Regions from separate parts of the Homo sapiens genome. Here region 2 is linked to region 1. A link is a contact called in ENCODE Hi-C or POLR2A ChIA-PET data. All regions are on one chromosome and are shown on one strand. The core of a region is the stretch at or near the end of the contact, and the rest is flanking DNA. Distances in the headings are between cores, read along the strand shown. Region 1 holds the start of FOXO6 (forkhead box O6). Region 2 holds the start of RIMS3 (regulating synaptic membrane exocytosis 3).

Evidence for each region. A loop is a pair of places that touch in the nucleus more often than their neighbours do. ChIA-PET counts read pairs that join two places held with the same protein, here RNA polymerase II (POLR2A). Pooled maps may share reads with other maps.
Region 2: a loop to region 1 is called in a map of CD8-positive, alpha-beta T cell, with 16 times the contacts of the local background. The contact joins the promoter of RIMS3 here to the promoter of FOXO6 in region 1. A Hi-C loop is called at or near these places in 2 of 168 maps with a recorded cell type or tissue (CD4-positive, alpha-beta T cell and CD8-positive, alpha-beta T cell) and 5 of 50 pooled maps. POLR2A ChIA-PET finds 5 or more read pairs at or near these places in 1 of 52 experiments (OCI-LY7).

Annotation. Positions count from the first base shown.
Region 1 is chr1:41,359,820-41,363,461 of GRCh38, reverse strand. FOXO6 (forkhead box O6) reads right to left here and starts at 2,028. Exons shown (of 3, transcript NM_001291281.3): 1 at 1,118-2,028. The coding sequence starts at 1,531. RefSeq lists silencers at 1,313-1,532, 1,733-2,392 and enhancers at 2,191-2,485, 2,553-2,622.
Region 2 is chr1:40,663,607-40,667,034 of GRCh38, reverse strand. RIMS3 (regulating synaptic membrane exocytosis 3) reads left to right here and starts at 1,353. Exons shown (of 8, transcript NM_014747.3): 1 at 1,353-1,641. LOC105378675 (a long non-coding RNA gene) reads right to left here. Exons shown (of 2, transcript XR_947238.3): 2 at 1-1,047. RefSeq lists a silencer at 1,208-1,637 and an enhancer at 3,085-3,428.

The DNA of each region.
Region 1 (3,642 bases), core at 779-3,278:
CTGTTCATGCCCACAAGTCTCCCCTCCTCCACTGGCACACCTCCTTCCTCTGACCCAGCTCACAGGCACCACAGGGCACAGCCCCCTCCCTTGACATAGGCATGCCTCCCTCACAGAGGCCACTCCTCCCATAGGGAGGCTGACAGTTCGCCTCCTAGGCACAGGAGGGGTCTCCAGCCTCCTCTCCCCCAAAGGCATAGACTATCCCCACTCTCCAACAAGATGGCCAGGGGAGGAGCTGGGTCGAGAGGCCACAATCCAAGCAAGCCCCTGTCCCCTCCTAAGGTGGCTCCCCCCTTTCCACTGGCTGGCACTGAGGCCTCCCTGGGGTACCCTGCCCCTCCCCCAGCCCCTAAATGGATCTGGGCTCCGACAGCTAGGGAAGTGGAAAAAAGCATCCTGGGTGGGTATGGACAGATCCCCAGCTCTCAACACCCTGTCCTCACACCAGCAGGGGCCATCACCAGTGACCCCCATCCTGATCTAGGTAAGGGGGGCAGCAGCCACCCCATGGAGAACTCAGATCTCAGGTCACCTGCCGAGTTCCCCACTCCAGGCTGGTTGGTGCCCTAGGGTGAACTCTGGCACCACAAGAAGAACTGTGGGCCCATGGTCACACTCCTCACCCTGGGGACAGCTCCAGGAAGCGCAATGATAGAGATTTGGGAGGGAAAGCCGGCATTGGCCCCAAGTCATTATTCCAGCGCTCTAAGAAGGGTGCCCTGGTGGAAAGGGTAAAACAAGAGTCACACAAAGCAGACTTGGGGGAGGAGGGGGAGGCTCCCCAATGTCCGCGGCCTGGGAATGGGTTCCTCTGCTATGCCCCCAAGGACAGGGTGGGGACGTGCCTCGGGGACGCCTCAAAGCGGCAGTCCCTTGTCACCCTACCAGACCTCCCACCCCGCATCCCTCCCCGCAAGGGAGCACGCACACAGCTGCTCCCAGTACGCCCCCGCCCGTCCGCTGGCCGGCCCCACGCCCTGGGCGCACACTCTGTGACCCCGGGGGGTGCCAAAAAGCCCTCCTTCTGACGGCCCTCCTGGAGCCCAACACACCTAGCAGCCCCTGGAAGCCCCAGTCGGCGTCCCCAGCCCCCTCCCCAGCCGGACGCCCCCACCTTCCAGCCGGCCGAGCTGTTGCTGTCGCCTTTATCCTTGAAGTAGGGCACGTAACGGACCATCCAGTCGTAGATCTGCGAGAGCGTGAGCCGCTTGTCCGGGGCGCTCTCGATGGCTTTGGTGATGAGGTCGGCGTAGGACAGGTTCCCCCACGCGTTCCGCCGAGAGCTCTTCGCTTTCCGCAGCGGTCCGACCTCCGCGCCCAGGGGCGGCGCTGGGGCCATCGCCGGGGCCGTAGCCCGGCGCTCCGGCCCGCAGTCCTCGGCGCCCTCGGCCACCCCTGCGCCCAGCGCTCCGTCCTCGTCGCCGGCCAAGTCAGGCTGCGGCAGGGGCCAGGTACACGAGCGCGGCCGGCTCTGCGGCGCGAAGTCCGGGTCCACGTCCACCTGATGCGCTCGCAGCTTCGCAGCCATGGTCCCGCCCGGCTCGGGCGAGGAGGGGAGGGAGGCTTCGCGGAGGGTGGGCGGGCGGCTCCGGGATCTGCACGCCCCGGGGAGGCCCGCGGGAGGGGTCCCTGGCGGCGCTGTCTCAGCCGCGGGGCGCCATGGGCCGAGGCGCGGAGGCAGGGGGCTGGACGCGCTGGGGAGCACGAAGGGAGGGAAAGACCTGGGCAGTGAGGGGGCGGCGGCCCGGGAGCCCAGCGGGCACACACCTCGCCCAGCCCCGCTTCTAGCACCTGCCGCCTGCCTGCGCCTGCAGCCACCACCGCCACCGCCGCTGCCGCCGCTCCCCGGGCGCCGGCCCTGCGCACGGGCCCTGCTCTCCCGGGACGAGGCCGGATTGCACCATGCCGGAGCCCGAGCCGGTGCCGGAGCCCGCGCCGCCGCCGCCCGGTGAATGCTGCCGCCGCCGCCGCTCCGGCTCCAGCGCCAGCTCCCGCGCCTGCCGCGCTCAGCGCCGGCTGCACCTCGGGATGGGCGGGGGACGGGGAGGGGGCGGGCCCGACGCGGGAGGGGGCGGGGCGTTTCGCCTGCGGCCGCGGAATCCTCAGCCAGCCCAGGTGCCCCGCCCGCGGGCTGGGAGACCGGGCGCTGAGCTCCCAGCTCGGGGCGACCCCGCCGCAGCCCCTGCAAGCAACAGCGCCGCCTACGGAGCAGGGGCGGAGCGGCTGGCGCGACCCCGCCCCCTGCTCGGCGCGGAGGCGGGGGGGCTAGGGGGCGGAGCCCTAACACTCCCATTGGTCCGCGGCTGGACTGTCCTGCCCATGGGCTCGACAGGATCCCTCCCAGAAGCGCGTCACCGGTTATTGTTACAACCCGGGGTTTCCCGGGGCAACGGGATGGGGCGGGGCTCAGGGCACTGGCCCCGCCTTCTACTCCGGAGAGGACTGCCCCGCCCTCTGTTTGTAGACTCCTGACGTTCCCAAGTCTCCGTTCCAGGACTCTGACAGGGAGGATGATCGAACTCTGCTCTTCTTTGTGCCCTGGACTGAGCTGGGGAAAAAGAATGGGTCAAGAATACCTGGGTTCTAGGCTAGGCTTTGCCACAATTCTCGCTCCTCCATCCGCAAACATGTTCTTCATGGTGCCTGTGGTCATAGTTTTAGAGCTCCAGTTCTCAAAGTTTGACGCAGAGCAGAATCATCCCCTAGAGCTTGTTAACATTGCTGGACCCCAACTCCAGAGTTTCTGATTCGGCAGGTCTGGGTTGGGGCCCCAGACTTTGCATTTCTAACCAGCTCCCAGGTGATGCACGAGAGACCACACCTTGCAAACCATTGTTTTAGAGTCTGTGGGAGGTTCTTACTGCGGTTGTTGGAACAAGCACTTGTCTAAAGTTCACAGTGTTTGGGGAGATGCTTCTCAATCAGTTCCTGGATATTTATTGAGCACCTCTGACGCACCAGGCACTGTCCAGGGCTCTACAGTGAGAGCAGCAACTGAAACAAATGAGGTCCCCTACTGCATAGACTAGTCAGGAGTCAGATGCTAATCAGATCATCACATGAGCTCAGAAGGGCGAGGCTAGCCGAGAGGTTGGGCAGTCCGTGGCCTCATCCTACAGGCTGCTGAGCTAGGTTTCCCAGTCACCACTGCACCTGCTGGCCTTCGCTCAGGGTATTTATCCCCTCTGCCTAGAACACCATTTCCCCGCCGCAAGGCCCTCATCAGAGATTCTCCCACTCTTCAAAGCTCCGTGCAAATGTCAACTTAGCCCTGACACCTTCTCTAGCCCCAACTCCCAACACTTTCTGTTCTCTGCTTGCCCAGACCACTTGTTGAGCTGCCAGCAACACCTTGTGCCCCTTTAGCACAATATTCCTATTTTGCCAATCAGGAAACTGAGGCCCAGAATGAGCAGGTGATTCCCCTGGTGGCATGGCCAGGACTGGAATCTCAAGCTCCTGATTTCTTTACCAGCCAGTACCTTGCTCCTGAGGACGCTGGAGATGCGAAGGTCTCTGGGCAGTGGGAGGGCTGAGCCCAGGCCATGGGAGATGGCCTCCTTTCTCAAAAATTTCTTCCTTCCAGTTTAGGACCTGAGGAGCAGGGCCAAGGGTGAGGGTGGGGGTGGGGCTGGAGGA
Region 2 (3,428 bases), core at 104-2,603, 700 kb after region 1:
TACTTTTTTTTGAGACAGAGTTCCCCCTGTCACTCAGGCTGGAGTGCAGTGGTGCGACCTCGGCTCACTGCAACCTCCGCCTCCTGGGTTCAAGTGATTCTCGTACCTCAGCCTCCCGAGTAGCTGGGACTATAGTTGTGTGCCACCACACCTGGCTAATTTTTGTATTTTTAGTAGAGATGGGGTTTCACCATGTTGGCCAGGTTGATCTCGAACTCCCAGCCTCAAGCAATCCACCCACCTTGGCCTCCCAAAACACTGGTACAGGCATGAGCCACCGCACCCAGCTCCCATTTACATTTTAATTCATGCCCTCAGCAGGGAGACTACTGGTTTTACATGCCTCCAGCAAATATTAATTATTCTGTCCTCTCTGTCAGTGGGTGGAATTCAAAACACTGGAGCCCAAGAGTGGAACTGACCAGTCCTAAGCAAGGTTAAATATACAAGTTGGGGCAGGCACGACCCTAGGAAAGACTTCATACAGTATCCTCCCGGGCTGCAGAAGAACCCAGGACTCCAGGAGTCTATTTGGAAGTTTATATAGGCAGATGCCAGGCCCTAGAACAGAGTTTCTCAACCTCAGAAACCTGCTGACATTTCGGGCCTGACAATTCTCTGGCGCAGGGGCTGTCCTGTGCATTGAAGGCGTGTAGCAGCATCCCTGGTCTCTTCTCATGAGACGCCAGTAGCAACCTCCTCGTTGGGAAAACCAAAAATGTCTCCAGACATGGTCGAATGTTCCCTGGGGGGCAAAATCGCCCCAAGTTTAAAACCATTGCTCTAGAAGTAGAGAGCGCAGGGGAAGCAGGTTAACTTGGGCTTCAGGGCCGGCCACTCTACTTCCTTCTGTCTGAAAGGGACATTATAAAGTCTTTCTCTTCATACCAGGCACTTGGGCAAGTCTTTTCTCCTATCTGAGCTTCAGATTTTCCATCTGTAAAATGGACTTGACGTTTGTAAGTCGTTTCTTCTCTTACCATCTGACGTTCCTGGAACTGCTTCAGGGCAGGGCAGGGCAGGGGGCGCCGTGGTGCCTGTGAGGTCCTGGGAGGTGCCCCAAAGAAAAGGAAGGATGAGAAAGAACAGATAGGGTAGGTGGTGGAGAGGGGAGGCCGGGCAGGAGGCAAGAGAGTCCTAGGGACACGGAGAGGAATGAGGCTTCCCCAGACCCCGCTTCTTGGAAGCCTCATTAATGTAGGTCCCCCAACCACAACCCGGCAAGCCAAACTCCCCGGATTCCCCTAGGCCCCGCCCACCACCAAGGTCCGGCCCACTGGCCCCGCCCATCCACGCGGCCCCGCCCCCGGCAGGCCCCGCCTCCCCTTCGCCTCCCGCCGGCCCAAGCTTGGGCTTTGCACCCGGCGGCGACTGAAAACGGTGGCTGCTGCGGAGCCGGCAGCGCAGGCGGGCGGAGCGGAGCTGCCCCCGTGGTGGCGGGCGATGCCCCCGTGAGCCTCCCTCGCCGCCCCTCCCCGCCCCGCGTGCCTATCCACTCGGAGTCCGCGCCAGCCTGGGGCCGGGCCGCGCCTACTGCCGGGTTCGCGGGGCGGGGTCCCGGGGCAGCACCTGCCCCGCCTTGCGGAGCCGCCTCGGCCTGTGGAGGCCCCCTCCCTGTCTGGACCCCGGCCCCACCTCCGGGTAAGTCAGCAGGCCTTGCTCGCCTGGGAGTGGACGTGGGGAGGGGGCTGCAGAGGTCTGGAGGACCACGGGGGGAGGGGGGCTCTGGCCATGAAGCGCAACGTAGGTATGTGAGTGTGCAGGGGCGGGGGTGGGGGGATGAACACAGGGTGTGAGAGGGCTCTGGGGAGGGGACTAAGGGATGAGAGAGGGACGTGGGGTGTTTGGGGAAGCCTGGAAAATGGGGAAGGGGGCCCAGAGTCTTGAGTTCTTTGCTGATGCTCAGAGCTCCTGGGGCCCTGGTCTTCAACAGCATTGCCTGGCATGGCATTTTTGGAAAGTGCTTAAAATCCCTCCTGGAAAGGGAGCTGGAAGGCAGCCTGCTTTTCTCCCTTCTGCCTGTGCCCTGGTTGAGAAGCAGCCACTTTTTCCTCAACGTGACACCGTTGTGGTGTCCAGAGGACCCCCTCCACCCCATAAAAGAAAAGGAGTGCTGCTTACTCCAGCCCTGGGGTGGGAAGAGGGGGCTTTGGGAAGCTGGGAATGCAGTTGGTCAGCAGCATGGTGCAGAGCCCAGGGTTCAGGGAGGCTTGGCAGGACCCTTGATGGGCAACTTGGGCATGCTCTCATTCATAGGGAGGAGCTCTTCCCTGACTGGCCGCCTGGGTACCTGGACTCCATGTCCCCATCACCTCTGGACAACTCAGCCCTGAGGAGTGGGTTTCTTCAGTGTCCTGGTCCTGAAGGCTCAGGAAGGATCCTGGAATGGGGTGGGCAATGGCATATCAAGGCTGGAGAACAGGGGGCATTGGCTGGCACTGCCACTTGGGGCCTGTTTCAATGTGGTCCTTCAGGGCTTGGACACCTGGGTGAATATGTGTCCAACCCTAGCCCCAGGGGTGTTATCAGGATGTAGGGAAGAAGGCTGCTGCTCCTTTGGTCCTGTCCTCTATCCATGATGACTTCTTAAGTCTGGGTTCCTTGGGTTTGGGGCCTGAAGTCATGGGAGGAGGATTGGGCCTGGTCAACAAGGGGTTAATGAGCCATCTCCCCCACCCCACCATAGTTGCTGCCAGCCACCAATTAGTCTGTAATCAGGCAGCTGCCAACTGTCCCTGGGGGCATGTGGGTAGCCTAATGGGGCATTCTTGGTTGGGAGGCGGGGTGGGTGGGTTGGCAGGGATGTGCTGGGGAGGTGACCCATGTGCCCTGTGCTTAAACCAAGCACCATGCCCTTTGTTGTTTGTTTAGGGCCCACAGACCCCTTCCCTGCCTTCTGTTCCTGACTGCCTTGCTTAGGGACTTCCAGCCCTGGGGTTCTACACTTATCCGACCCTTTGCAGGGTATGAAGCCCAGAGTTGGTTAAACTTGGCTTCAAACCCAAGCTCTGCCACTTTCTGGCTGTGTGATATTGAGGAAATCACTTCCCCTCTCTGAGACTCTTTCAGTAAAACAAACCCAGCTGCTATGTGGGTAGCAGGAAGGAGTGAGTGAAATGGTGGATTTGAGCTGCGCAGCACAGTGCCTGGCACTCAGGAGGGCTCAGCAGCTAACTGCTGAACTCATGAGCAACCCCTGTGCCAAGTACTTGCTGGGCGGGCGTGCAGGAGCCAGGTGCTGAGGACCCAGCAGGGACCACGGTCCCTTCTCCCAGGGCATGTGGTCTGTGTCACTGTCTTAACTATTCTCTCTCCCTCCCTCCTTGCTCAACGACGCTTCTGGTCTCTGGACTTTAATTGGATTTTACTGCGCAGAACCCAGGCCTAAAGCTGCTACTCTCTGGGCTTCCCAACTTCCTGCCCAGGTG